Linked DNA regions of Mus musculus: all the other regions are linked to region 1. Evidence: chromatin loops called from intact Hi-C (ENCODE). Cell type or tissue: left cerebral cortex. All regions are shown on one strand. Each heading gives the region's core, and the rest is flanking DNA. Links, peaks and the distances in the headings are about the cores only. Region 1 has its middle 25 kb from the start of Ankrd28. Region 2 holds the start of Galnt15 (polypeptide N-acetylgalactosaminyltransferase 15). Region 3 has its middle 8.9 kb from the start of Galnt15.

Region 1 (10,121 bases), core at 923-8,922:
GCCTCTGACTTTTGGGATTGCTCCTCTCTCACCTGATTCAGTGCCTCATTGCCCTTTTGGAGTTCCGCTCCATATCTTTCCTTATCCTTGATACAATTCCGTACTAGCTTCCACACTGGCAGCACCCCTTTATCGAGAACTCCCTGTTCTTCTGCAAACTTCAAGTCCTTCCCTAACTTCTCCCAACTGGGCCCTGTAAGATGTCCTAATACGGAGAACCAAGGAGCAACCTGATCCACTGCTTTTTAAAAAGTTCTCCAGGGTCTCCTTTTTCAGCCCAATTCCTTTCACTTTCAGCAAGTCCTTAAGGGCTTGGTGCACTGTTTGACCTGAGGTTGAATTTCCCATGGTGCTTGGTGCAACTTGTCCCAAAACCGGGAACCTTATTGTCTCAATCTGAGAACTTAACTTGTCCCACTTACCTGGGAACTTACCAGCTAGCTGCCTTGACTGCGATGAGTTCTGAATGTCCCGGTACAGGCCACCATTTGTCACTTCTGTCTCTGACCAGCAGAAAAGAGCGACGACACTATGTTCTTCTCAAAGCAGTTTATTCAGGAACCTTTCAACATGCATGCAGGAATCTCTCTAAGCAGGAATCTCTCTCCAGGAATCTCTCTAGGAAATCTCTACCCCCCCCCCCGCCCCCAATCACAATCCCTTATATAACCCCTCAACCACGCCTCATCAGCAGTCCTTTGGCCAGAATCATCACTCGTCATATGGTCCGATCTTGCATCATGGTGCACCTGCGCAGTTCTCCCGATGGATGTGGCTTATTTTCAGGTGTATATGAGGAAGTCAGGTGCAAGTCATGAGACTTGGCTGCAGACCCGGGCGCCATCTTGGGACTGCTGCCACACCCACTCCTCACAGTGGGTGTTGATCTCCTGCCTCTTAGGCAAGGTGGGTCTGGGCTATATGAGAAAGTGAGCTATTGTACTGGACAGACAGTTATTTCAGCAGCCCAAATCAGCTGGTACAAAGCCACATGAAACTCCAACTCCAGGGGATCCAAAGTCCTCTTTTGGCCTCCACAGATCTCTCTCTCTCTCTCTCTCTCTCTCTCTCTCACACACACACACACACACACATACACACACACACAGAGTAAGTAGCTTTCCTCCATGTTTCTGTTGCAAGGTCCTCCCCTGCTTGAGTTTCTTCTCTGATGTCCCTCGATGATGGGCTGTAACCTGTAAGATGAAGTAAATAAACCCTTTCCTCCCCAAGTTGTTTTTGGTCATGGCATTTGTCACAGCAACAGAGAGCAAGCTAGAATATATCAACCAGCCAACCTAACTGAACAAAGGAGCTCATATCCAGTTAGTGATGGACTTTGTCTCAAAAAAAAAAAAAAAATGGCGAGGTGCAATCAAGGACAGACACCTGTTGATGACCTACAGCTTTATCAAGTGCATGTATGTACACATGCATGCACACACATGTATGTACACATGCATGCACACACATGTATGTACACATGCATGCACACACACAGAGTTATTGTTGTTGTTTTTCTAAAGGAAATGTCTTTATCTAACCATTCCTTGATGTAAATAAAGCCTTCTAACATGAATTGCACACAGACTCTCTTGCACTGGGGAGATAAACCAATTGGAGAAACACACAGATTTCTCTTAATGACACAAGGTCACCGTGGGAGCCTTACTTGTTACTCTGGATTATAACAGCGATGCCCTCAAAACTCTCCCTTGTGAGGCTTCCAGGCCCTCTTCACAGTCATGTCTCTGATACTGAGGGTGATCTGGCAGCTCCCTCTGTCCTTGTCACAGCTCTTGATAGAAGCCCTGCTCTCTTCACTAGCTCAGTCATGAACCAAGGGTGGACATGTGACCTGTCATTAGGCTTGATTTCACTCTCACTTGTGAGCCATCAGGCTGGGGAAGAGGTGGAGAGTCACTACTAAGCTAGGTACATGGTTTTGTGCAGAATTTGCCACTATGTTCAGGTCTTATTTCTATGTTCACAGTGAATGGTAGACACCCCAGAAAGCCAACTGCTCCAGCAATGGTTTGCTTCCATGTTTAGATTCATTGTGCCACCCTGGATGGGTCAATATAGTAATGTGTAGGGCACCAAATTTAGAGAGGGTTGTCTACAAAATATTTTGAGAAATGAAATTCAAGTAGGTACAGACTATTTTAGATTCATTTCCTGAGCTGTTTCTCTGAGTGTATTCGGGAGTCACAGACTATAAATGATTTTAAGGATCCTTTTGAAAATATTCAAAAATCAAAGTGCAATTTAAGAACACTAAAAAAAAATAGTAATACATGCACTTGTTATTTTCCAGACTTACAGTAATTATATCTATCCTCACCAATTTGAGATTGTAAAAGGACTCAAAGCGGGACACAAACCTGTACAGAGTCTAGGGCTCAGCATTTTGTAGCCAAGCAAAATAAGATACTCTGAGGACTAGGAAGCCGGGTCCCCTGCCTTGGACAGGAGACTCAGCTGAGAATGTGTGAAGGGGACAACAGAAGGTGACCCAGGTTCTGCTACTGCAAACCTGAATCACTAAAAGCCAACGGCTGGCAATGTGCTCATTTCAGGAAGATTCCCAGAGGCTAACTGAAATGCCGGGTGTTTGGGGCACTTACAAGGATAGCTTTCAGTTATCTGGAAAAGGTAATGCGTCTCTGCCAAGCAGGTGTTCCTGATTTTTGGAAGGGCTTGAGGATTTGTTCCAGGGAAACACTCATTTTGCCTATATACTGCTTTAGAAAATAACTTCGTTAAACAGGCTGGTCCTTCCATTTGTTATTTATAGTCAGGTTTTGATTATCAGCTAGGCAGGTTCCTGGCTCAGCTTTCAGCTCTCTGTTTGCCTTTCTCGCCTGCCTCCCACTGACACACACTTGCTGCAGCTTGTAGCATCTTAGAATTTCCCCTGAGTCACATCTCTCCCTGCTCCAGCTCAGCATCTCTCCTCCCCCCACCATACCAAAAGCAGCTAAAAACCAAAACAACACCTACCTACCTCTAACTCCCCACCTCTGCTCTCCCTGTCCCCCACCCCGCGCCCACAGTATGGTCCAAGGTCACCAAAGACAACTCAGCTGTGGAGTGAAGTACAAGAGGGTCCTGGGGCTCAGGTGTCCCTGAAGCCAGAAGTCTGGGAAGGGGTCACTAGCCAGGGCAAACCTGCGCTTTTCAATGGCTCTTCATCTCTTTTCACAAGGTGGCAGCATATTATGGTCTAGAGTGTTCTGTATTCCCAAGACACACCCACCGGCACTCAAATTCCAGATGCTCACAAAAACACATTCCTCAGTCTCATCTGAATTCTTTCTCACTTCTCTGTACTTTGAACCTTAGTGATGGCAGCCTTGGCACTGGTTTGTGCAGAAGGATTTCTTCTTGGCCTCCCATCTGCCCCAGGCTGTTTCCATGCTCACTTAGAGTAATGGATCACGACCACGGCATTCCGATGCCCGGGCCTTTGCTTCTGGTTTTAACTAGATTGAGGCAGCGAAGCCTGAGCCTTGAGATTTTTCCACCATCCCCTTAAGTGACTCTTTTGTGCAGCCCCAGTTGAGAAGCACTGACTTGGGGCCTCACAGGCTAAAGTGATTTCACGTGGGGCTCTTCTAGTGGGTACTGAGGCACCACTGATGTAGGATAACGTTTAGGAAGGCAGGGGAAAGATGCACACACATAAAGGCCAATTCAAGTGCTATTGTGTATTGCCAAGATCAATATTTCATTTACTCCTTGACTCTAACATTTATTGAGGGCAGCTACTAGGATGGGCATAAACAAAAATGCACAATGGAAATCCTGCTTTTTGACCTAACACCCCCTAGAAGAATCCCACAAGCCTCACCGTAACACTTCCTCCATATCCCCAACTCCCCTTTGTGCACAGACAATGCTAGCCTCACTTCTCCGTTGACTGTCCCTAATTAGTGTTTTGTCTCCCCTCCATCCCCATATGATTATGTGAGTTTGTGTGTGTACGTACCTGTGCATATGTAGGTGCCCATGAGCTGTGTACATGTGGAAAAGGAGGCTAGCCATCCACATCAAGTGTCTTCCTCAATCAATCTCCATGAGCTAGTTGTGTCACTGAACCCTGAGCAGCCAGCTAGACTGGCTGCCAAGCAGACACCAGAAATTGTCCTGTGTCTGTCTGACTCCTCAGTACTGTGTTTACTGGAATGCACTGCTCCACATGGCTTTCACACGTCATGGTCCTCATGCCTGACGAGAGAGGCAGTTTACCTACTGAGCAATCTCTCCAGCCCCTCTTATATATGATTTGACCCAACACACATAATCCCAGTGCCTCTAGTTCCTAGGTGTGCCTTAGAGTACAACGGATTGGATTATGACAGTTATCTCTGCTAGTGAAGTTCACTTTTTTACTGCACAGTTATAAATATATATGACACTCGAGTATTTGAGGAGGCAAGTGGGAGGAACACTGAGCTGTGGGGCCTCTCTGGAACAGAAGCTAAGCAAGCACCTCACATCCAGAGCCTTCCTGAGAGCCTCCCCCAACCTAGCCCGGAGTCTCTGGTAGAAAGGTTTTCCTCTCCAGAGTGTATCAGAAATCAGCATCCTAACACCCGGGTCTTTCTTCCGGCTTCCAGGCTTCTAAACAGGTTCAGAAACAGGTTTCTCTTTTCCCAAGGGGAAATTGGTCCTGTGGTCTCTGAGAAACCAGAATAGAATAAAATGGGATGTACACTTGACAGCCAGCAGCAGCAGAGAGGAGATGGCTGAGCCTGTAAACACCAGCCATGCAAATAAGTTCATTAATTCTACAATGTGCAGCGACTGCGCTGGTACAACCTACATTGCTACAGCAGAGCAGTAAATCTGGCCTGCTGTTTGGAGAAGAGCTAATGGGGGGGGGGGCGGGACATTAACTTTTTACCAAGCACAGTAACATGAGTAACATTCTACATTACCAGTCAGCTGATGGCAATCTTACAGTTTAACCTGGAACTTTTTTTCTTTCTTTCAGGACACTGTACTTTGTGTGGGTAAAAACAGGCATGTATATAACAGATGAGTGTTAGTCAGCATACTTTTAAAAGTACATAACTAGCTACTTTGGTAACAAATATGCTTACTTGCAGTGAAAATTATAATTACAGTTTGACACAGCAGGAAGGAAGTATTGTTGATTATTTTGCTTTGCTTTTTTGGTTTTGGTTTTTTAAGTTCCTTGCTTGTTATGCCCTAATTTGGGAGGGCAGTGGATGGGTGTCAGTCCCCACCCCTATACACACACCTGGGTCCTAGGATAAGCCTAAATAGGCCTAAGGCAATCCCAGTGGGCTGTTCCCTGGCTAGAGCTGTGTCAAGAATGGATGTTCTAGAATGCCTGCTGCCGGTGTGGTATCATGACCTTCCTTCCTAGAGTCACCATCCCTGTCCTTTTCCAGGTCTATGCTCATGAGAGCAACTGAGGCAAATACAGAAATTGGAAAAACACTTCCTCAGGGAACAGTTGTAGCTATATGGGCAGATGCAGGGTTTCTAGCAACTTCCTGGAACAGACTTAAGGATATGTACACCTAAGTCTTTCATCCTGAGGTCTGCTGAGGTTGAGTTTCTCAGCTCTGTTCTCCCACACCCCTCTCTCCCAGCAGCCAAGGCTGAGTCTATGTTAAACCCTTTACACCCAGAATGCACAGGGCGACTTGAGAGTGTTCTATTCTGATCCCTTGATGCCATCTATCTATGGTGTTTGGGGGATGCAGTTCTAGCCAATAAGAGGTGAGGGGTGGTGTGCTGGAGGGCTTCTTCTTAGTCTTGAGGAGGCTCTAGAAAAGCAGCTCTTGTCTGCATTTGATGCCCGGGACAGCTGTCATGATTTCCTGCCAGCCTGAAATAGAGCCAGTATGCAAATGGAAGGCAGAGCCAGGAGAAATGCCCAGAAAGAGGAGGCAGAGTCCTGAGGTATCTGTACCCAGCAGCTTTATAACTGACACGGACTTATGTCTCAGGCAGGGGAAGATTTGAGACAGTCTGCTGTCGGCTGCCATACTTCCCAGAGAAATATCATATAGCAACCCTACCTGTGCTATTCTCCAGGCAAATGAATACCCAGAAAATCTCAAGTGCAGCCCCCAGCACTGACAGAGCTTTGTGAGTTATTGCTTTGTATTGCAGACATGTCTATAATACTGTAACTTTTATCATGTCTTTGAACCCTAGTTATACTTTACACTCCTAGCGCTTAAGTGTTGGGATAGTCCTGCTATTTTGAATTTCATCTTGTCTTGCCAACAACCAGACAGCTTTCATTTTGCATGGTAACACATAATCACCAAAATGGCAATGCGAACTGAGCTGGTGCAAAGCAATCTTAATAATTAGTAGGTGGTGCACGCCTGTAATCCCAGTGCCCAAGATGGCTAAAACAGGACGATTATAAATGAAAGACTAGCTCTGGGCTACATATCATGACTCTGGCTCAAAAAGGATAGTAAAATATCAAAACCTTTTTTCTGCATCATGAATACACAGGGATAATTTTTAAAGCAAGGCTGATATTTAATAATTTAGACTGAGAACACTAGAAGCATTGATAAAATATTCTTATTTCCTTGTTTAAAAAGTCTCACCAGGAGTAGCTCGATCGGTGCTTACCTTCAGAGCACTTCCCGTGCTTTGACACATCATCAGACCCTTTCTAAGCTTGAGTTCACTCCCAACACTTTGTGATTGGACCCATCCAGACAATGTGAGACTGTCTCCCCACCTCTGCATCTCTAACTTAAGTCAATGTTGGGATGTCCTTTATGCCCGGCGAAGTGACATACAGGATGAACAACAGTGAGATCAGAGTGGACAGCTCTAGGGAAGCCGGTATTCTGCTTACTCTAACTGCTTAAACAGAAGACAGAGAACTGAACACATCTGTTTGTCCTTCCTTTTTCCTCCCTGGTAGGATTGTGTTTTCATAGTCACCTTAGTCCATAAAGCAACATAACTATGCAGTAAAAATGGCCAAACGATAGAAGAGACTTACATTCTTCATTCTTAGCAGCCTTGGTATCACCATGAACTCAAGGTTTACCTTCCTCTGCAGGGTTTTTAAATTTTTAGTATTATTATTTTCTGTTCTGTGTATGTGTGCATGTGTGTATAAGATGTATATGACTGTGGGTGGGCACATGGCTGCCAGGGCACACATGTGGAGACCAGAGAAGAACTTTTGGGAGTCAGTTCTCTCAGCCTTTTTGAGGAGGGGGAGTCTCTGTGTTTAAGCCTTGCTGTTTATGTCCACCCAGCTGGTCGGCTTCGGGTGATCTTCCTGTCTCCCAGCTATCTGTAGGGATGCTGAGATTACAGGTACACACCACTGCATCTAGCTTTTTGTGTGGGTTCCAGGATGAAATCCAGGTCACTAGGCTTGTAGGGCAAAGGGCTTTACCTAATGAGTGATCCTCCCAGATCGTGGAGTCCCTTTTACAAAGAAAAAGAAAACTTCATTCCAGCCACTGTTTGTGAGCCACGCCTGTTATTTATGATTGAATAATCAAGGTATAAGAGCCATCATTACAGCCGGGCATGGTGGCACACGGCTTTAATCCCAGCACTCGGAAGGCAGAGGCAGGTGGATTTCTGAGTTCGAGGCCAGCCTGGTCTACAGAGTGAGTTCCAGAACAGCCAGGGCTACACAGAGAAACCCTGTCTCAAAAAACAAAAACAAAAACAAAAAACAAAAAAAAAAAAGCCATCATTACTATCATATATGAAAACATCGTGGTGACCTCTAAGTCATATATTGTCATATAAAAAGCCTAAGCCTTTAGAGAAATCTTTCATCTTGTTTCTGGAAAAGTAAGAAAATATGTCCTGTGAGTTCTTTCATCTTAATGAGTCTTAACTTTCTAAAATGCCAGCCCCCCACCCCCTCCCCCACTTCCCAGAGGCCCCCATTGTGTACCACAAACTTTCTGGATCGGTAGTCAACCCTATTTTTCCCTTCTGAGAAAAATTTAAAAAGGGAGCGATGCCACGGTTTTTCTGAGGCGGCACATTAAGGCAGTTGGTTTTGTTAGGTCACTATTGTACAGGCCAGCAAAACTGTACTGTCTCACAGATCATGTGACAGTGGCTTCCTAGAGTATCCTGTTAAAAAGGACTTCAGGCTGTGTCTAGATTCACAAAGAAAAGCACCGGAATTGAGGTTGATGCCTGATGCAGTTAAAGGAGCAGAGAGCAAACATCTGTGCCTGGCCACTCCTGGACTTCTATAGTCAGATAGCAAGTTTGACAGCTTATTAAAGGTATCCTGACTCTTGGGGATGGATTTGTGCTAACAAACTTCAGAAGGTAGTGATTTATAAGTCTTGGGCTGGAGAGATGGTTCAGCAGTTAAGAGCACTTGCCGTTCTTCCAAAGGAAGAGTCCCACAATTCATAGTGGGTGGCTCATGGCCAACTCTCGCTCCAGCTCCAGGGGATCTGAGCCCATTTTCTGGCCTCAGTGAGCACCTGCCCACTCATGGCATACACTCACACAAACACACAGTGCATATATAGAAAATTAAAACCTTAAAAACAAACAAACAAACAAACAAACAAACCAGAAAGCCAGGTTTAGAGGAATAATTCAGTTTGTAAAGAAGCATTTGCCATACAAGCCTGAGGGCCCAGAACCCACTTGAAAAAGTCAAACGAGGGGGCTGCAGAGGTGGTTCAGCAGTTATGAGCACTTGTTGCTCTCACAGGGGACCTGGGTTTGTTTCCTAACACCCATATCCCAAAGTTCATAACTACCTGTAACTCAATGCCCTCTTGAGCCTCCCTGGGGACTTGCATGCACATGCACAGGCGTGTGTGTGTGTGCGTGTGCGTGTGTGCGCGTATGTGTGTGTGTGTGCGTGTGTGTGTGTGTGTGTGTGTGCGTGTGCGTGTGTGTGTGTGTGTGTGTGTGTGCGCGTGCGTGTGTGTGTGTGTGTGCGCGTGTGTGTGTTTGTGTAAAAAAAAAGTCAGATAAAGTCAGATGTGGTTGTATACTCTTGTAATCCTAGCACTAGAGAGGCAAAGATAAGCAGATGTTAGTGTTTACTGGTTGGCTATGCTGACCTATGTGGCAAGTTCTAGGCCATGAGAGACACTGTCTTTAAAACAATGTTTACAATGCCTGAAGAACACGTGAAGTTTTCTCCTGACTCTCATGTGCATTTTCACACAGGCACACCCACCAACACAGATAAATGTGCACGAGTACACACACACACACACACACACACACACACACACACACACGGTAAAAATAAATATTAATCAGAAAGCCTGTGGCATAATGACAAAGCCGTTTTTAGAGTCAGGCATCTCTCCTTCTGCAGTGTGCCTCCAGGCCTTGTGGCTACTTAGCCTCTTGGAGCACAGCCGATGAGGACATTTGCTTTGTCTGTGATCACCGAGGGGAAAAAAAATGTCCTGATCAAATAAATATGAAATCATAAAAACAGAGAATGGGAGATGTTCTCACTGGTACAGATTTTGATACATTCTAGATTTTACCCACCAGTATATTCCCTCCCAATAGAAACATCTATTCTTCTAGAATTGGAAACTGTTTTGTGGGGGCACAGATCTAACAAATCGGTCTTCTGGGTGCTTTTAATGTCTTTCATTATTGGGCTCCCTTCACAGTACAAACCAAACGACATTGAAATAAGAAGTGGTGGTTTGTGTTTCTGGATACCCATAGCCTTCTTAAGAACTGGAAGTGAGTCAGGCAGAGGTATCACATGCCTTTAATCCTAGCATATGGGAGGCAGAGGCAGGTGGATCTCTGTGAGTTCCAGGCCAGCCTAGTCTACGGAGTGAACTCTAGGGCAGCCAGAACCACACAAAGAAAGTCTGTCTCAAAAAACAAAATTTAAAAAAAAAAAAAACCAAACCTGGAAGAGAACATAACCCACAATTTTCTCCTGTTTACCCTTCATATAAAATGCCTTACTGACTGGTATTAATAGGAATAAAACACAAGTCGTGACTGTGAACTACATGGGTCAGAATTTTCTAGTAGCCACATGAAAGGCAGGATTGTCCTGTTTATTCTCATTCTCAGACAGTAGCTGTCATACTTAGCCCATGGCTTTTGGTTTCCCTGGCTGA
Region 2 (10,121 bases), core at 1,286-9,285, 180 kb before region 1:
TGGTTACAGCACACAGGCTGACAGGGCTTCTGTAGGTTTGATGGGCAGAGAGTGCATGACTCCACAAAGCTGGGTGGGTCTCCTGGTGCAGTGTGGAGAGGACCTACCTCCTCTCCCCGGAAGAAGCCCTCACGACCTTCAAGATTCACACAGACCATACGGACCACCTCCTCAGGTCAGAGGAGACCAGAGCTGAAGGCATTGTTCTTATTAAATGGTGGGGCTGCTGTCTGACAAACGTCTTACCAACCCAATTTTTTAGTGCTGGACATGTGTCCCAAAGCCCGGCCCTGCCTGCACTGCCTCACCTTCTGAGGGAGCATTGGGAGAGCTTAAACAAGGAACCAAGCTGACTCAGGTTTGGAGCCCGCCTTTGCTATGGACATCGCTAATTACCCAGCATCTGGACAAACACCTCTTTCCAGGGCAGGAGTGTGGCCTGAATGCAGAGGGACAGTCCCCACGCCGAGAAGCATGTCAAAGCATGCTCACTGCTTGCCCCCCACCCCCGGGAACTTGGCAGATGCATTTGCATGGTGTTCTGAAGAGGCTGAGTCACCGCATTGTACCAGTTGGCCTGGCTGGAGCACTAGCCTCTCCCTCCCATGTCCCCTGGCCAGGGTAGAAAGTGTTCTAGCAGTTTCCTAAAGCTGTGTTGTCATTACTGCTCCCACTACACCAGTGGGAGTCCCCCCCGCCCCTAGGTGGCCTTCCATATCTTATCTCTTGCCCTGCAGCTGCTTGTCAGTGTACCCCAGTGGACCTAGAACTCTTTAGGGGGTGGGGCTAGGGCTGGTCTTGCTCATCTTCGTTAAATAAGATCTTTTCAGGGGGCTGAAGAGATGTCTCTGTGGTTAAGAACACTTACTGCTAATGGAGAGGACCCAGGTTTGGTTCTCAGCACCCACAAACAGTTCACAACCGTTCTTAACCTCAGTTCCAGAGGCTCTGATGCCCTCTTCTGACCTCCTTGGGCATGTATCAGGCACATATATGGTACACATGCATACACATAGGCAAAACACACTTAAAATTAAACAAACAAACAAATATGGAAAAAAGGGTTTGTTCAAAGAATGAAGATTCTGCTCTTAGTCTCAAAGAATACCCAGGCTGGCTGTGTACTGGAGAACTACCCAGGCTGGCTGTGTACTGGAGAACTACCCAGGCTGGCTGTGTACTGGAGGAGCACCCAGGATGGCTGTGCACTCAAGGAGCACACAGCACTAACTGACAGGAGTCAATACCAACTTCCATCATGATGAGAAATCTAATTTTCTACCTTGCCTGTAGGCAATAGCTGGGAACAGCAACTTCCACACAAGGCCAGAACATGGCTGGAGAGAACCCTTAGTACAATGGACCAAATACTTGCAGGTGACACAGGTACATAGGAAGGGCAGAGTCATCAGAGGAAGTCGCCACTGACAACTGCACCATTGTCACCTGCACCACCACTACCTACACCATTGTCACCTGCCATCTTCTACCAGGGCACACATTCTCAGGGCAGTAACACCCTCTCTTTGGGGCTTCATGAGATAAATCCCTTCTTACCTCTGACCCTGGATCACAGATGGGTACCAAATGGAGTCATGGTTCTGAACCCTGACTGGATCCAGAATGTTTGCCTGAAGAGTTTGTTCTTCAGAAGTTCAGAGATCATCAGCCACCATGAGAAGGCCACAGATAAAGCAGGACACCCCAGGAGGTTAGCGCAGAGCTCTCTGATGCTAGTGAGCATCACTGACAATGGAATCTTGTTGGATGCACAGTCACACTGAGAATGTCTGCATGGGGCCTTGAAACCTTGCACTGCAAGCAAATTCCTGAGTGATGTGGACGCCTGGGCCACAGCTGTAACTGCAGGCCAAGCGAGGGCAGAGCAGTTGGGCAGGAGCCAGAATGCCTGTCCTTGGGGTGTCAGAAAAGCCAGCGCCTTGGAGATGGGTTGGGAGTCCCTCACATGTCTCTGATCTCCAGTCTTGCCCATCCCTCGTGCCCTCCCTCACTGGAGGCCAGTCTGAGGCCAGTCCCTTAAGTAAGGTGAGCATCTCTGTTCTTAGACCTGAGAGGACCTTGTGAATGTTCCTGGATGCTCACTTATTAGAGTGAATCAGAAAGCAAGTTCCAGACAACCCTGTAGATCTGGTAGGAGACTCATTAATTTTTCACACATTAAAAAATATTGTATGTCCTGATGAGGTCACTGGGCGCCAGGGTCTTCACTAAAAGGTGGCAGAGGTTAGCCTGCGTCAGTGCTGTTCATGTGTCATGTAACATTTGGTGTTCACCCACTGCAGAGGTAGTTTCCAGAAAACTAGTGACTGATGGAAGTGTTTCAGATAGCTGGAGGATAGCAGTACAGCTACATCGGCCTATGAAGTGGGGAGCCCCCTTACTATGGAGGGCAGAGCGGTATGAGAGAACATGGTACCCCAATGAGTCATGTTGCACGGCAGACTATGAGAGAAGACTTTGCCATGTTCAATTATATACTATGTGTGGATGGAAACAAGCTGAAAGATCTGAAAGGAAAAGGCAATCAAGCTGAAAAACGGGAGAGCTAAAACTGAGCTGCGAGCCACAGAAACAACTCATTATAAAAATCCCTGTTAAGGCGATAACTCTCCGAGCTGGTGCGCCAGCTGTGCCTCGGGGCTTCCTGGGGAAGACTCAATAGCCCACCCTGTCTACCACTGTTGGGCAGCTCGCCCACAGCTGCCATGCCCAGGGGTGTCGATCCTTAGCCCTGTGCCTTCAGCCGACTTACTGGATATCTTTAAAAATAATTGTAGGTAGAAATTAGGTGTATGTTCAAAAGGATAAAAAGTATCTGAGTAAGTTTGAGGTATGGCTAAGCAGTCTTTGACTAATTGTACCTCTCACTTTGCCCTAGTCACACAATAGTAGCACAGGTAAATATGGAACAAAACAGAACACAATAAAGTAAGATTTCCCTCCCGGGCCAGGTCAGCCTCTGAGCACAGAGAGGCCTGGATAGTCTGCCCTAAGTGGAGTGTGTGCGTGGCCAGTGCCAGTGGTGCCCTTGGCTTATACCTCTCTACCCTAGGCTCTTACTGTGACAGTAACTTGACCCATAGCAGCCCTCCATTTAACATTAGACGAGTTTAAACTCAGACTCCGAGAGTGCACATTTAAATATACTTTCAACGGCGTTTTAAAAAGCTGCAGGCAAGCGTACATAATTTTAGTGCATTTTCAAAAGGAGTGACCTCAGATCATATGAATATCCGTCAGAAAAGACTGTGAATTAAGTGAGGAGTTAACACTACAACTGAGATAGAAGTATGGTCTCTGCCTGCTCTTCTATTGACCGATGAAACAATATTCTAAACAAAAGTGTGTATGTGTATGTATGTGTGAGTGTGTGTGTGTGTGTGTGTGTGTGTGAGTGTCTCTGTGTATGTGTGTCTGTGTGTATACACATGTGCATACAGGTGCCTGCAGAGGTCAGAAGAGGGCATTGAATCCTCTGGAGCTGGATTTATAAGCAACTGTGAACTTGATGCCATGGGAGCTATATTGCAAACTCAGGCTGTTTGCAAGAGCAATGCGGGCTCTAACTGCTGAGCCGTCTCTCCAGTTCCTCATATTCCCCGAGCCCAGTACTGGGGCTTGATTCTTGGATGGAATGGGCTAAGCACATTCCCTTGCACTGAGCTATGTCCCAAGCATCCAACTTTCACATGAGTGTTAGTGCCACAGGGAACATCTGATGTAGCGATTACTGCCACCCCTCACTAGTCTGAGTGGGGCCTTGGAGTCTGCAGGGCTGATGCCATAGGTCTATGGATCCCACCTGGGTGGGGCCAGGTAACTAACACTGGTGTAAGTTCTCCTCCCTAGGAATGAGAGGGAATCTCATGCAGGCTGACCTCTCCCCAGATCCCTAAGGCCAGCACAGAGCAAGCCCCCTCCTCACACTGGCACCCTTAAGCACTTTGGACTTTTGGGTTATACTGAGCAGTTTCTGCCTCAGCCATGTGGCAGTGAGAGGGATCAGAGGAAACATTGTCCCCCATCATGGCCACACCACATGGGCCTCAAGGGACAGAAGCATGGTGTCTTCTGATTGCCCTCATGACATGGCCGGCTAGGCCCAGATCCAAACTTCACTGACAATGTTTTGGTGGGAATGGGGATGCTGGGTCCCTTCCTAGTTCTGTTTTTCCTCTCCCTCTGCCGCCCTGTCAGTCATAGCTCCATTGTCTCTCACAGGTCAGACTGTTGAACTCACAAGAGGAGCAGAGAGTCATCAGGTGACCCACTGTCTGGCATGTCCCAGGCATCTCAGGGAACGGAATGGACCATGAATTATGACACTGCTCTCTGCTCGACAACACAGCTACCTCCTAGCTCAGGAGAAGAGACCCCTCCCAAGCTCTTTCCACTGGCTTTCAATGCTGGAGACCAGCCTTGTGCAATTAGACCCTGCTTCTCAGCCTGGCTGCCTGCAAAAGCCATCTCACCCTCATGGATCAGATATGAGGTGGGGCACAAAGACCAAATGTCTGTGTTTGAACTCACACACAGGCGAACTGGGCCTACACATACTTGAGATCCGCTGGTGTAGGCCCTGGCTGCTGAAAGCAGAGCCAGGACAGCAGACTTAGCCTCTCAGGCTGCAGCCCAGACCTCCGAAATCCAGCTCTGCCCACCAACCCACTACTGCATGTTCACAGGCATGTTGAAGGTTGAGGATCCCTGCTCTGGCTAACCTGACCTAGAAAGTTGACTTTGAACAGGGTTCCCAGAGCATCTTCAGAGCATCTGTAGTGCCCAGGAGCCTGTACTTCAAACAAGCCTTCTGGGTGCTTGGATGCACCACAAATATTAAGTGTAAGCCAGATGGGCACTTTGTAGGTTGCATTTAGCCCTCTGGTGTTCTGGGACGAGACTCTGGGCAGTTTCAGCTCCTTGGTACTACTAAGGATTCTGTGGTAGGCATCCACCAATGCACTCTCAGAGGCTGGGAGGTGACCAGCTTTAAGACCGGCAAGCTTTAAATGTTTGCAATTCAGGTGTCTTTCCCAGGCCTGGTCCAGAAATTGGCAGACTCGGAGTCTACCATAATGGTTTAAGAGCTTAACTTTGGCATCGAACAGGCTGTTGGGTCACATGGCACCAACCCATTCCCCTTTCTACACCTTGATTTTCCTCATTCATAAAATGGACCCCACTGAACAGATCTGTGAAGCAGATTCAGGAGGTAAAAGCCACTTATTGGGGGAGTCTCTAGCACATATTATATGTTTACTAGAGTTTGCCTCTGTCTGGAGACATTTGTTCTGAGATGGGGGTCTAGTGGTGTAGCTCAGGCTGTCTTTAAACCCACAATTCTCCTGCCGCACCCTCCTTCACCGAGTGCTGGTGTCACAGGCATGTACCACCATGAGCCTGTCTTTTGGCTTCTTTTACTCTAGTATTTTTTTATATTTCAGTCTTTCATTATCAGTAACTCCATTGAATGTCCTCCATGCAAACTGATCTCCAGCTGCAATTCTTGAGGAGACCTCAAACCTAGCCAGGAGACTGACAAAAACCAGGGTGGTGTGGGGTCTGGGTGAAGGTCAGGAGGACATGCCTGGGTTAGGAGTCAGGGAGGAGACTGGAGGCGTGTGGGACAAGGGACACCAGAGGCAGAGGTCTCCCAGCCCTGGCAGGAAAGCTCAGGGCTCCACACCACATACAGTGCTTACTATGTGGTGTCTCTTGCTTTTCTACCCAGTAGAATGGGATGGGGGTGGGGGACACTGCTACCTTGGATAGGGTAGAGGTTGTGCCTGGAATCAGATTGCAGGTATGAGCGCTGGTTGTATCGACTGCACTCACTGCCAGTGACCAGCAGAGGGCTCTGTCTACCTCTACATAGAGTTGGTAACTGAGACTCCCAGATTGGAGTGCCCAAGTGTGTGCTTCACTGGAAGCAAAGAGGTTTCTTGACGCCAGAGACCTTTCAGTGTGGAAATGGGGTAGGTCCCAGACAACTGCGATGCACTGGTTACCATGGAGGGAAGAAACAGCCAAAGAAACGGTCTGCCCAACGTATACGTATATATCCAAGCATGTTTATATCAAACACACCTGGTATATGTGTATCCACTTGTACCACCAACTCCTGTGCACACATGAACATTGCACCACAAGTATATACACATGAAACACACTTGCACACAAGCACATGACCATTGCAAGAAACATTTACAACACACATGTTACACGCATGCAAGCTATAGAACACACATATGCATGCCCCATAGAACATAAAAAATATTGTATCATAACATATACATATAGGCATAGGCACAGTACATGTCACATCATACACACATGTACCATATGTATACACATTATACTCCTGCATGCTAAACATAGTAACATCTACACCTGTGCCCAGTAATCATGCCACAAAATGCACCCAGTTCATACTGTACACACAGCATATCCATGTACTACATAATAAATGCATAATACACGCACATGTGTCTTACACACAGAGCACTTGCAGCACATATGCAGCACATACAATATGTATAACACATATAATATACACAAAGGCCCATAATACATATGAAACACTGTCCCAGCACAATACACATACACACTACATAAAAACAAGACAAACACACAACTTAACACACACACAGTTCCACATAATACATGCCCCAATGCACAATAGATATACTATGTATGTATGTACAGTCTACATCCACAGCTTGAAAACACACACACCATCATATCAATATAGCTCACACCTATGCTTATCATACCACACAACCTGCAGATACCAAACCCTAAACTACTATGCACATGTACTACCCACCACACACCCCATTTAAAGTACATAGCATAATATACACTCAACACACAGTGCACGCACAGGTCATAGGTGCACAAGCACATGTGTGCATGTGTAGGGTGCTTTGGAAACACAGTCACACACACACACACACACACACACACACACACATCCCCAAAGCCAGAGCCAGTGTTTCTTGTTTATGGAATGGAGATGTTCACTCTAGCTCTCAGCCAGTGAGAACACGCACGGAATGAACTGCTAAGCTGTTCCTTCATCCAGCAGCTGTATGGGGTGTGCGGGATGCTGGGTCATGCAGTGTGCAATCGCTCCTGACCTTCTGCAGACTCAACACAGCAGGGGAAGCAGGCACTGCAGAAATGCACACACTCAGAGCCATGTCTGTTCTACAAGGTGTTGTGAGTTCAAAGACAGCCCGAAACCAGAGCAGGGCAGGAGTGTCCTGGGAAGAACTTTTATAGCCAAAGTGTGAAGTTAGCATAGCAGAACTGGGACTCAGGGCAGGTGAGTATTGCAGGACACACAACCTAAACTGGCTCGTGCTCCCAGTGATCTGCACACCTGTGCACGTGAGTGGCTCAGCGACCAGGCTGAGAGGGGTTAGGGGTCCAAAGAGTCCCGGCCCTGCTCCTAGTTATCCCACACATGTCATTTTGCTTCCAGGGATAGATGATGTTTGCTTTCCAGAAAGCTCAATGGGCTGTGGAAAGAGCCATGGCTTCTAGGGCAGGGCCCAAGGCCACTCTAGCTACCCAGCCACATTGCTTCTGGATGTGAGCAGGCAATCTCTTGTCTGTCTCTGTGGCTATTCATGGTGGGAAGGGACCGGGGACTAGAGAGTGAGCTACTGTCTCCCTGGGCACAAATCTGCATGTCACATACATCTAGAAGCTTGAATCCTGGGGTGGGGCGCCCTGCAGGCTGAGTTGTAGGCAGTGCAACACACGAACTCTCAGGCATTGGAACTGTTCCTTTCTTGTAGGGACCAAGGAGAGGAGCAGAAAGTGACGCTACAGGCTCCCCTGGCACTTAAATGCCACAATTCAAATTTCTCCTTTGACACTTACTAGCTGCAGTGAGCAAGCTGCAGGGCCTCTCTGTGCCTTACTTTCAACTGTACAAACCAGGCGTGAGGCTAACATTCGTACAGTGCAAGTGGACTTTTCTAGGGCCTTATGGGTCTCACAGGGAAAGCTCTTAGATTAAAACCAGGCACAGGGCAAGAAGTACGTAGACATTTCTTGCAATTCTTGCATCTGCTTCTTTGACCCCAGATAAAGGTAAACACTAATAGTAACCCAACGTGAAGACTGCCCTGGAGTCAGCATGAGAGAGAGATGGAAGGTTCCTCGAAGCTTCTGCTCCCATCTCACTGTGTGACCTAGGGGGACTAAAGGCAGGCCTGGGAAGAGAATGAACGAATGAGATCGTCCCTCCCTCGGGACTTGTTAGTAGCTCATCAGTGACTCTGGGGCTTCTGACTGAGCAGGTCTGAGACAGGATTTGAGGATCTCCAATTCAGGCACTTCATCAGCCAGGCTGATATCTGGCCCCAGGGCCCACATCTTAAGGAGCACTGTCCTAAGGGAGCACTGTCCTAAGGATGGGAGAGGCAGACTGCAGAGTTGGCACCTGGGACTTTACTACCACTGAGTCACACGCTTAGACTGGAGAAGAGATGGCAGGGCCCTTACTTACAGTGGGTGTCGCACCTCGGGCAGGACTCTCCTCAGGGGCAGGCGGGCACTGAGTGGCTTGTTGAGGCCATCTGAGTCCGGGCCAAGTGGGGTCAGCACCTCTTCTGATTCCTCCCCATCCTCTTCGGTCCTCCAGTCCTTTTCCAGGGCTTCCTCATCCCATCTCCTGCTCCTGTGTTTGATGAACTGGTAGCTGCCCTGTCTCCTGCCCTGGCTCTGACTCCTCCTAGCTCTGGGTGAGGCCACGGCCACCAGCAGTTGATCCTCCTGCAGGGAGATGAAGGATGGCAGGCCATCCAAGAGACTGTACTCATCACCTTCAGTCTCAGCCTCCAGGACCCACTCCTGAGAGTCTCCAAAGTCCAGGCGGTACCCCGTGTCAGGGCTGTGTTTGCTGGCCTGAGCTGTGACAGCCTGGTGCAGGGTGGGCGGGGGAGGATGCAGCAGGATCACCATCATCAGGACACATCCCAGAGTCAGGAAGAGTAGGAGGAACTGAAGCCTGGAACGTCCACTCCTGGGTCGCTTCCTCGGGAGCATGTCGCAGCCACTCGCCACGAAGCAACAGGTCCTGATCAAGTTTGCTTCCTCCTTGCTATCCAGGTACCTTCAAGCTCGAAACTGAACCTGGGCTGTTCATTCCAGCTAAAAGGCTTTTTGCCATCCACCTGCACCTCTTATCCCACCAGACGTTTGCTAACGTCTATATGCTAACGTAGCATTTATAAGACCCACTGCCCTCTAGAATCAGAAAGCCACCAGAGCCTGGGCTCCTGGGTCCTCTCTGAGTGTTAGCTGTCTTCTGAGAAGGGTCTCCGGTTGTTGGCTCCTCTCTCACCCTGCTCTTGTCCATCCTGCTCTGGTGATTAGCCCATGTTCTTTCCCCCTCTGCATGAGTGGTCAGGTTCTACAAGCTGTCTGGGGCGAGTTGCTGGGGGATTCAGTCAAGCCAAGATGACAGACATCCTCCTTGGGATGCCTTGAGTCAGGTCAGAGCAACAGATGTAAAGCCGGCAGGCACGGTCGGGGTTTCCTTTCACACATACCTCCAGCTCTGCAGGAACCCTCTGCCAGATAGGACAGGGAGCCAAGTGTGCGTCTCGCTCCTGGTCCTAATGCCCCCGTGTTCCCAGGCTTTGCACAGCCACACAGCGTCACCCCAAGAGCCGATCCAAAACAGCAACCTCCCAGGAGTTCAGACTTGAGCACCATTCATAGGGAGGCATCCTCTCCCCACCCAGAAGAGCAGGAAGGAGAATTCCCTTCTGGTTTGGACAGGCTGCCAAGGTGACGCAGATGCCAGGAGCCAGCTGCCTGTCAGCACCTTCAATCTCCCAAGGCAATCTGCCTGGCTCCTTCCTGGGGCCCCACTAGCCTTTCCTTTCTAAAAGTGAGGAGCAGAGGGAGCCCTTGTAAGTCTGGCTACCTGGCTTCCTCAGAAGCACCTGGAGGCTGATGGAGGACAGGCATACTTCAAGCTCTTTCAGTCTTCAAACTCCATTTAGCTTGTACACACATAATGAGCAGCTGCCGGCCATATGCCCCCAACTGTTCCCTGGGCCAGGAGTATAACAGAGAAT
Region 3 (10,121 bases), core at 1,303-9,302, 160 kb before region 1:
AAGGCTGAGAGGGTAGTGTCACCATTATCTGTACAGAGCTTTCGTTTGTCTAATCCTCTCCTACCTTGCTCACTTCAAACTCTAAATTAACCTTCCCAGTCCAGGGCTTTATCTGCTTCCTTGGCCAAAATGCTAAGCGGTCTATTCCCTCAGAAATCCACTCATGCAGCCCATTTCACCTCTGTGTCTCATGCACTTTGGACACCAGAGCTTCCTTCTTTTCTACATCCCAGAGCCCCTCTGCTCATGCACACCGTTCTCTGGCCTCTTCCCTGCTCTCTTTGGGAATATAGCTCCTCTTAACACCTGACGAGTTAAACATTCAGATCTTTGGATGTTCTCACCCAGCTGTATGAGTCGTATGCTCATCAAAGACAGTGGGTGGCTAGTTTCTGGCTATTTTTATTTTTAGTGACCAAACCTACTTCTATATGGAAACATTGCTCCATAGGGAATGTGGAGTCAGCTATACAGCCCTTACAATCTGGGTGAATGTCTCAACATCTTCTCCCATTCTGGGGTTGGGATCAGCCTGGTATGGATTTCATACAGCCCATAATCACGGGATGACATTTTAAGGCTGGATTTCTAGATTCTCCAAAATAGACAGTAAACTCAGAAAATGCTCCGACCGCTCCACACTGCTGTGGGTGCTCAGGGCTTCAGTAGATGGTGTTGGTGTGTCTGCCACTGCTGAGGAGCTAAGTCACTAACCTCTAAGCCTCTGGAACATTGATTTAATGGGTTCCTGAGGGCCCTGACAAGGCTTCATACAATGTTAAAGGGGCTCCATGGTCTAAGCTTCTTAGCACCACTTCTAGATTAGAGGGAGTGGGAAACTTTCTGAATCCCAGGCTCCAACATGCTACCGTCTATGCTCTCCGTGCCCCTGACATAGGGCTCATAGGACATCACTCTGTTGCCCTCACACACCTTCTCCTGGCCTGGCTCTCTTTTTCGTCTCCAGACACCAGCAGTGTGCCTTCAGTCCATAGTCCTGGTCTTGGCTTTGGTTGTCTTATAGCCAGAGTCTTCCTTTTAGTGGTCCCCTGGAGGTAGAAAGGATCTCTTTTTCCCTGTCAGCCATAATTAAAACTAACGAAGGCCTGGATTCACAAATACACAACAAAAATCTGTCTATCCATCTGTTCCCCTGACCCCAGAAACAGCAGACTCGCTGGGGTTCCTCATGGCCCAGCACCTCAGCGTTGCCCTGCCTGAGCTCTCTGGGCCACTAGGGCCTGGAACGTGGTCCCTGCCCCTTCCCTCCATCATCTGTCTTCTCTTCTCTTTTTTTCCCAAGAAGGCTTGGGCCTTGTCCTCTTAGATAATATGTCCTCCAGATCTGTGATGGGACCTTCACAGGAAACACATGCTCTGGATGGTCGGATAAAATGCTGTCAGGAGTTTCTAATTCAATATGAGGTGTCCTTACAGAGGGGACAGTTGGGGAAGAGACACGGCACGGGGAGAAACCGTGTATGGTAAAGGATAAGACTGAAGTGAGGCATCCATCTGTAACCAAGAGTGCCACATGGCTCTCCTGGCCCCAGAGGCTGGGGTGACATGCAGTAGACCCCGTCAGGCCCTTCTCAGACTTTGGGTGTCACCACTGGGGGACAACATCTATTTAAGCTCCCAAGCTGTGGAGCTTTGTCTTGGCAACTGTTGGAAGCAGATACTTTCTTTTGGGCCCGCCCCACTCTCCACCCTCCTCCTCCTAATCTCACTCCTCTTCCCTCTTGTGTGCCCTCTCATACACAGAATGTCAGCTAGTGATGATGGTGGTGGTGATAATGATGATGACAAAGACAATGATGGTAAAACCTTGAGAGGTGAAGGTGACATCCTGCCTAGCCAGCCAGATCAGCTGGATTGACAATGATGCTCAATGGGGTGACAGAGGCCACAGCCAGATCATCCCCACATCCCTCGAGGATTATGAGATATCCAAGAATCATTGTTCTTCATGACTCATGGAAGTCTCTAGTATGTTCTTGGTGTCTTCCTTCTTGTGAGACATTGGCCAAGCCTAGCAGGTTGTCCATCTGGTAGCCGCTAACATTCACCATCGGTGTTGAAGAATGTGGTCTTTCGAGCAAACAGCTGTCATTTTTTTTTTTTTTTGAACAGTTGTCATTTTTATCGGGACTGTGCCTTCTGCAAGAATCTATCTTGGTTAGTTTTGCTGACTGTTGACAGTTCCCACAGAGAAGAAGGGTGTGGAGGGTCTTTGATCTTCACCCGAGATTTCAGCCCATCCTCCCAAGCATTTATATGCAACTCTGGCATGATTGCATGTGACTTCTGGGGTTAGGAGGTGCTAGACCATATAAGCTAGGGAAGGCTAAGGAGGAGGGGCTCCACCTATGCGATTATGGGGAAGCCATCATTGACACTGGGTGAAATCTTTAAACTGTAGTTGCTTTAGGGTCAGTTACAAGACTGCTAGCACTTCCCCCCTGCTGCCAGCACCTCCCCCCTGCTGCTAGCACCTCCCCCTGCTGCCAGCACCTCCCCCTCTGCTGCCAGCACCTCCCCCCTGCTGCCAGCACCTCCCCCCTGCTGCCAGCACCTCCCCCCTGCTGCCAGCACCTCCTCCCTGCTGCTAGCACCTCCCCCCTGCTGTTAACACCTCCTCCCCTGCTGCTAGTACCTCCCCCTGCTGCTAGCACCTCCCACCTGCTGCTAGCATCTCCTATCCATTAAGTAAGCCTAATAAACTCATTGGTTCCCCAGGGTGAACAACTGTGGACTCCTGTGGTACATTTGTCATTGGGACCTTATGAGGAGGGGATAGAGGATCTTTATGTCTTCCTAGGGAAAGGATTCTTGAAACAACCAGCCCGCCCACCGGTTGAGAATAAAGCTGCCCCCACCCCGGGTCTTCCAGCTGCAGGGTGGACTCTTGGGAAGGACAGAGGGATGCACAGTGGAGATACCTGCAAGCAGTCGGATCTACCAAAGCAGAGCCCCATGAAGGTAGACTAAGTTCATGTGAACTCCTGTTGCTTCTGACAGTTGGAACAGACATCCTGGAGAAGCTCAGGCATGTGGCCATGGAGCTACACACAGGCCCACGCCTGTGGGAGAAGACTGCTGGAGGAACAGCCAGGAAGATAGAGCATTCGTGGCCCAGCCAGCCACTGCTTCCTGCTCTGCGGTGCATCAGCAGATCAGCGACACGTGGGAGCTACAGTGGCTGTCATCCCCTCTGCCCACCCGCTTCTGAGGGTCTCCCGTATTTTACCTCAAAGGCTGGCAGACCTCTCTTGCTACTAGGGTGCATGCGTATCTGTGTTTTGATTCATCCGAAAACCAGTGTGGTGGAACCTGTTGGTTAAAAGTCCAAAGTTCCCTGTCATTCCCAGTGCAGCTTTGTGCAGTGGGGTTTATGACCATCCTGGCCAGTGTGACAGATTGGGCTTGCCTATATAAGAACCACCTAGCCCCCTAGCCCTTTGCAGTGGGGTTCTGGAGGCCAGGATTCCTGGCACAGACTTGCCTTGAACTTGAATCCAGGATCAGGAAGCGAGAGAGACATTTGATGCTTGGCCCAGTTTCTCCTTTTAATCTGTCTGAGACCCTCCCCCATGGAACCGTGTGCCCTGCTCAGTCTAGAAGCTTCTTCACAGATAAGCCCAGAGCTCTGTCTTCTAGGTGATTCTAGGTCCTATCACACATACAATCAATTTTGACCATCATGATGGCATAGGGAGTGAGTACCCCAGACCCGGGAACTTCCAGAGTCTATAGGTGTGCAGAGAAACCAGAGCAGATGCAAGGGGTTGGGGGGGGGGCGAGGACTAAAGACTAGTTGATTTCTTTAAAACCACCCCCTCCTTGTGATGCTACAGTACTCAGCTCTGGGGGAAGGCAGCTGGGTAATTTGTTGGTTATGGGCTAGTTACTGTATCAGGTGCTAGAGAGACAAACCCAGGTTAGAGAGCAAGCTGGTTGTATGTGAGCTTCTTCAGTCTTAAGGAGCCACTCTTAATGGCTCTTCCATCCTGTGGTACCTGCCTGCTTATACCTACCAACCTGATTCCTTGACCCAGTGTGGCCTCAGGGTTTCTGACCCACCAGGACTGTTTTCTTGGCTGGGCTGTGGAGGGCTGGGCCGCTTGGGGTTGTGCGCTCAGTGTTTACCATTGCCTTGGAAAGTCTCTGTCTCCCTGCTTCTGCAGGCTAGATGAGAGAGAGAGAGGGAGTCAGCAGGGTGTGTTTGTGTGTGTGTGTGTGTGTGTGTGTGTGTGTGTGTGTGTGTGTAGAGAACTCCAGCCAGCCAGCCAGCCAGCCATACTAGAATCCTGGACACCAAACAACCAGTCTTATGCCTTCAGCTCATGACTTGTTGGAACCGTCCCTGGCTGGGCCTGAGCTCTTCAGCTGTCAGCTGCCATTTGAGGCAGAGAGGTATAAGAGCATTGATGGTGTCTTAGGGTTTCCATTGCTGTGAAGAGACACCATGACCAAGGCAGCTCTTAGAAAGGAAAACATTTCATTGGGGCTGGCTTATAGGTTCTGAGGTTCAGTCCATTATCATAATGGTGGGAAGCATGGTAGCATCCAGGCAGGCATGGTGCAGGAGAAGGAGCTGAGAGTTCTACATCTTCATTTGAAGGCAGCCAGAAGTAGACCTGTCTTCCCACACTGAGTCAGGAGAGACTCCCTTCCGTGCTGAGTGGAGCTTGAGCATAGAACCTCAAAGCCCACCCCCACAGTGATGCACGTCCTCCAACAAGGCCACACCTCCTAATAGTGCCACTTCCCATGGACCAAGCATGCTCAAACCATCACAGACATCATAAAATCCAAGCTGATGGGGAGATGAATTTGTGAGTACTCAAAACTTAGCACCACCCCGGGAGTGGAGAGGAGACCATTCCTCTCTTTTCTCACCATCCCACCTGCTGTATGTGAGCATCACACAGTACTCTCTCTAAATGCTTGGTGTGGGGCTGGTGGGGATGGGTGGGAAATTTTAGGTTCAGCAAGGCAGAGCAACCATTCCGTGGATGGTGGACTGGGCCATCTCCTGGTATGTCATTTGCAGTGTGTTCCCCTTTGCAAAGTCAGGCTGTCTCTAAAGAAAGCCTTAAAATGCGGTTTCTTTGAAAGCGTTTGAAAGAGCTTTTCAGATGGAAAAGGAAAGTATTTTTTCCTTGGTTCTTGATAGAGTGTACAAGTGGAAGACAACGCTGATGACAGAGGTTTGCTGATAACCAGGAGCAAGGCAGCCAGGACAGAGGGGTCCTCTGACTATAGAGGACACAAACTTGGGCTGTGCGGAGAACTCTGTTCACCTCTGAGAGTACCAGTTTGTGTACAGATAATTGTGCACCCCGAGGGCTGACACACAGAGGTGTTATGGAAACATCTTGAACACATGGAATGGGTTGGAGACACACGGGCACCTGGAGGAACTCTGGAGACATTGACACAGGATTTTAGATGTGAACTTTCTGCAACTGATTCTGGTTTGCTTGGCAACACTGAGGTCTGGCCCTCAGTGCAAACACTGTGTGGTCCTAGACAAGTTATAATCTTTTATCCACAAGAGGAATTGCTGCCACCCCACAGCACTTTCAGCACGGATGCCGCGGCCATTGCTTGGAATATTATTACAGAACAGTGTGTTGTGAGTAGCTGGCCCTACTACCTGAGACCATGTTGAAGTTTCAGCTCACGCTGCCCACTGAGGGCCATATCAAGGTCTATGGCCATGGAGCAGCAGGGGTCTGCATCAATGTCTGTGGTTCATATCACCACTAAAGATCATCTGGACGTCCCTGATCTGGGCAGCTGCCTGGGACCATGTAGATACCCAAGGGCTGTGCAGAACTCGTCCTGCACCTCACTGGTTGTTGCACCTCTCCTGGGCAGCACAGTAGAGCTGGCCCTGGTGCTGGGAGCGTGGGTGAGCCTGCCCTGAGGGTGTGAGCTGGTCCCGCTGGTCCCGCCACTCATGTGCTATGAGCTGGCATGGGTGGATGGTGATGCCCTCCTCTCCTCGCCCCTTGCCACCTGCTGTAGTTGGAGGACCAGCAGCTCGCCTGGGCAACACAGTGGAATTGCCCCCGATGGCAATGGGCATGGGTGAGCCAGCATCAAGGGTGTGAGGGCAGGAGAGCTGGCCCAGTCCCTCACTGGCTGCAGCACTTGGAAGAGTGAGCCCCTTCCCTGGACTGGACAGCACAATGGAGCTGGCTCTGGTGGAGGAGTGAGTTAGCCCTGAGGGCATGGGGGCAGGAGAGTGACCCTGCCCGATTCTGGCTGCAGCATTGGGTGGGTCAGCTGGGGAAGTGCTGGAGAGCTCACCCTGGTGAGGCCAGTATGAGAGAGCCATCAGGCTGACCAGTTCAGCTCCCACCCAGGCCCAGGTTTTGGGTTGGACAACCTCAGCATCTACTTCATTCTGTGAACTGCTGGAGTGTGTGAAAGGGCCAGCCCTGCTGAACCAAAGCAGCAGGACCTCCATGACACCAGGCAACACCAGGATATCTGAGAGGAGTCCCGGTGAGGATCCAGTATTAGTAGTGTAGCAGAAACCAGAGGCCTTGAACCAGACCAATGGCTCACTACAATACACATTTGCAAGAGAAGATGTGTAGGCAGAAGGGTACACTGTGTGACACGCTATGGCTTCTGCAGTGATGTGTTTTCTATGCTTTGATTTGTTTTGCTTGTTTGTTCATTTATTTTTGCTTTTTTATTTTCTTTTGGGGGGTGGGTTGGAGCGGAGGGTAGCTATGAAGAGATAGGAAGATGAGTGGAACTAGTGTGCATGATGGGAAACTCACAAAGAAATCAATGGAATCAAGCTTGAAAAAAATACAATTTAAATCACACTTGTGTTGTATTTGGGCCTCTATCCCAGGCAGCAGGGACTTGCTTGGTTGGTGGACATTCTCCTGGTTGTGTGAAGCAGCTTGTGTTGGTGAGTATCTACCTGGCTCACAGTGGGGAACAAAGTATATGGATGTAAATGCATTCAGTTGGAACACTTTTCCATGTCTATGAATTAAATACTGCCACGCAGGCGTTGTTGTTTAGTTCGGGCCACTAATAACTGAACACAGCATCGGGAAAAGATGTGCACCCGCCAGTTTGTAGACTTTCAGTTATATAACAGTAATTAACCTCAGGATGATAGGTAAGTGTAAAATAAAAAAGAATAGAGAATTTGGGGTTGCCATTGTATTTTGGTTATCATTTATTTAAGTATAACCTCACAAATAATTTTTTAAAAAGATTTTATTTACTTATTATATGTAAGTACACTATAGCTGTCTTCACACACTCCAGAAGAGGGAGTTGAATCTCATTATGGATGGTTGTGAGCCACCATGTGGTTGCTGGGATTTGAACTCAGGATCTTTGGGAGAGCAGTCAGTGCTCTTAACCACTGAGCCATCTCTCCAGCCCACAAATAAATTTTTAATCAGTGTATTTAACAACTGGTTAACAAACCAAACAAACAAAAGCCCCTCCCCCCCAAATCATAAAACAAAACCCCATTGGCTCTCAAGAGTTACTACCAATTGGATCAGCCCAGCCCAGCACTGGGCTCAGTGATGATTAGTGCTATGATCTATTAATAATGTCTGCTAAGGCACAGAGGAGGGAGCGTGGGTAAAGGACATATGTGCCACATATTACATGCCACATGCAGTGATTCATGAAAATAGGTTGTAAAGTCTTTGTCACTGTGTGTGTGTTTCAAACAGTTTGATGTTCCCAAAGGAAAGGGCATATTCCCCCATCCCTTGTTGGTCTCCAGTCACAAAGGTTCTGTGCGGTCTAACAGCATCTCATTAGTGTTAGCAAAGTCCTGAGAAAAATGGAATATGGACAGCCTGAGAAGGTCCTTGTTGTCTCAAGGTGCCAACACCCCTTAAGTGAGGCACCACCCAGGGGAGTCGGTGCTGAAGGACAGGATAAGTCGTCTTCTGCCTGGTTTGCTTGAGTACAGCCTGTGTGTAAGTCCAATTCACAGTTTAAAGCCTCATTAAGATGGTCTGCCCTGGCTTTCCCGGCTCCTTCTTGTTTCTCCCTATGGAGTTGGCCAGCAGCTGAGCAGATCTAGGCACTGGCTGGTTCTCAAAAGCCCCGGGCTGCAGCTGTCTCCATGGAAACACGAAGGAGTTAATACGGTTTCCCCGGTGCCTGATTTTCCTAACGAGCTGTTAGCACTTGGCACAATCTGGCTCTGTGTGGCTGTGATCTAAGAATTTCCAAAAACTGTTTTTGGAGCTGAAACGTCTCCCAAAGACCCAGGAAGTGGGCTCTGCTGCTCCCTAGCCTGCCCTCCCCCACTGCTATGGTGCCAGAGCCTGTGCTGCACTTGATAAATCTTCCCAAACTGATAGAGAAAGGGGGTGGTGGTGCTCATTATCCAGTAGGCTTCTATTTCTATTCTTTATTGAGGTGCAATTTATATGTGTGTGAAATGCACACATCTCAAACATACCACTCAGTGTGGTTTTCGTGCATTGCAAAAAACCCCTTCAGCCATCAACCATCCTTCAAAGGTGCAGATTTCTATCACTGTGCAGGTTCCCTGTCTGGGCAGTCAACACCTCGCCTACTGTGCCTACACAGCCACTTGCTACTTACTGATTTTCCCCTAGTACTTGTGTATTAAAGCCCCGGTCTTCAACTGTACAGTGTCTGAAGGATGGGCCCTTGAGAGCAAGGTCAAGTTTAAAAGGTCATGAAGGTGGATCTCCAAAATGTGACTCATGTTCTTACAAGAAGAGGAAAGGGCCAAGAGCACACCCCTTCCAACAAGAGGGCTTTCATTGACAAGCATGGTGGAGAGCTGTCACAGATATGCCCATAGTTAGTCTTCCAGTCCACTGCATTTGTGTTCCAGCTGCCCAGACTGACCAAGACACTATTATTCTGACCTTCTGTTAGTTTATTCACACTTTCAAAACAAAATACCACAGTTCCAGCAGCTAAAATTCGAAGGTCAAAGTTCTGGACAGCTCAGTTCTCTCAAGACCAGTCTCTGTATCTTGCAGATGGCCCTCTTCTCTCCAGCCTCACATGGCTTTTTGTCTTGGTGACTCTGTTGCTGTGATAAAATACCTGACAAAAATGACTCAGGGAAAGAAGTGTTTATTTTGGCTCATTAGTTCCAGGATACAGTCAGTCTCCTGTGGCAGGGAAGGCACGGGGACAGGAACATGGAGCAGAGGGCCACGCTATAGCTATCGTCAAGAAGCAGAGGGAGAGGAATGACGGATGCTGTTCACATTGCTTTCTCTAAGCCCAGGGACTAATGCCTCCCACAGTGGACACGCCTTCCTATCCCTACTAACCTAATCAAGATACTTCCTCATAGGCATGTGCAGAGGCCCAGAGTCTCAGAGAGTCCAGGAGGTGATAGAGAATCACCATCATGTCCGTGAAGAGGAAAGGTGTGAGTTTCCCAGCGTTCCTTTGAATAAGGCCAGTAGTCCCATTGAATCAAGAAGCCATCCTTCTGACATCTGTTCCTTTGGTCGCTCCTTCAGAAGCTGCGGGTTTGAGTTCCACTGGGGGTTGGGAGTGAACAGTCCACAACGGGCCTCCAGCACATGGATTCTTACTAGTAGCGCTAAAGCCTCATGGCAACGGCAGCATGCAGTCTGTACTCTTGCATGTCAGGTGGGGTTTCTCTTCCCATGTTTCATTCAGTGGAATTGTTTTTGAGATTCATCCATGCTGTTGCATGGATACAATGTCACAAGGTTCATTCTTTTTCAAAACTGAGAACTATTTTGGTGTGCAAACCATACTTTGTTTACCCATTCTTTTCCTGATGATCATTTGGGGTTGGTTCCAGATTGCCAAAAGCCATTTATTTTCAATGCTGCACACTATGTTAGCAGCCAGAGTATAAAGAGATGTAAAAACATGACCCATGAGCAATGTATGACCTTGTACAACTGCCAAGGCACCAACATACAAAACAGAGTATGACTCATTGAAACCAGGATTCAGAGGAAAGGCATGCTTTTAGAAGCAGCAGTAAGATCTGTTTGTAAATACTTGTGCTTAGAAGATGAACAAACAGAAAAACATCAGCTTCCGGGAAAGGAAAGTGATGCCAAGAGAGGCCAGGACCAGCA

Evidence for each region. Peaks named below come from ENCODE experiments on the same cell type or tissue, not always from the same donor. Only the 100,000 strongest peaks of a DNase experiment are listed, where the experiment ranks them.
Region 2: a loop joins it to region 1, with 2.0 times the contacts of the local background. A loop is called at or near these places in 2 of 42 quality-filtered maps.
Region 3: a loop joins it to region 1, with 2.9 times the contacts of the local background. A loop is called at or near these places in 2 of 42 quality-filtered maps.

The regions. Positions count from the first base shown.
Region 1 is chr14:31,850,566-31,860,686 of GRCm38, reverse strand. No RefSeq gene overlaps it. Among named protein-coding and RNA genes, the nearest start is that of Ankrd28, 25 kb to the right of the region's middle. In left cerebral cortex, for the core only: no CTCF peak of the experiment used is centred there; DNase peaks (open chromatin) are centred at 2,858, 3,268, 4,461 and 5,849; H3K27ac peaks cover 4,712 bases.
Region 2 is chr14:32,028,453-32,038,573 of GRCm38, reverse strand. It overlaps Galnt15 (polypeptide N-acetylgalactosaminyltransferase 15), which reads right to left and starts at 9,471. Exons shown (of 10, transcript NM_030166.3): 1 at 8,543-9,471. The coding sequence starts at 9,081. In left cerebral cortex, for the core only: a CTCF peak has its summit at 5,860 (motif pointing right); a DNase peak (open chromatin) is centred at 5,874; H3K4me3 peaks cover 500 bases; H3K27ac peaks cover 68 bases.
Region 3 is chr14:32,015,149-32,025,269 of GRCm38, reverse strand. No RefSeq gene overlaps it. Among named protein-coding and RNA genes, the nearest start is that of Galnt15, 8.9 kb to the left of the region's middle. In left cerebral cortex, for the core only: no CTCF peak of the experiment used is centred there; DNase peaks (open chromatin) are centred at 3,097, 4,827 and 8,152; H3K27ac peaks cover 2,174 bases.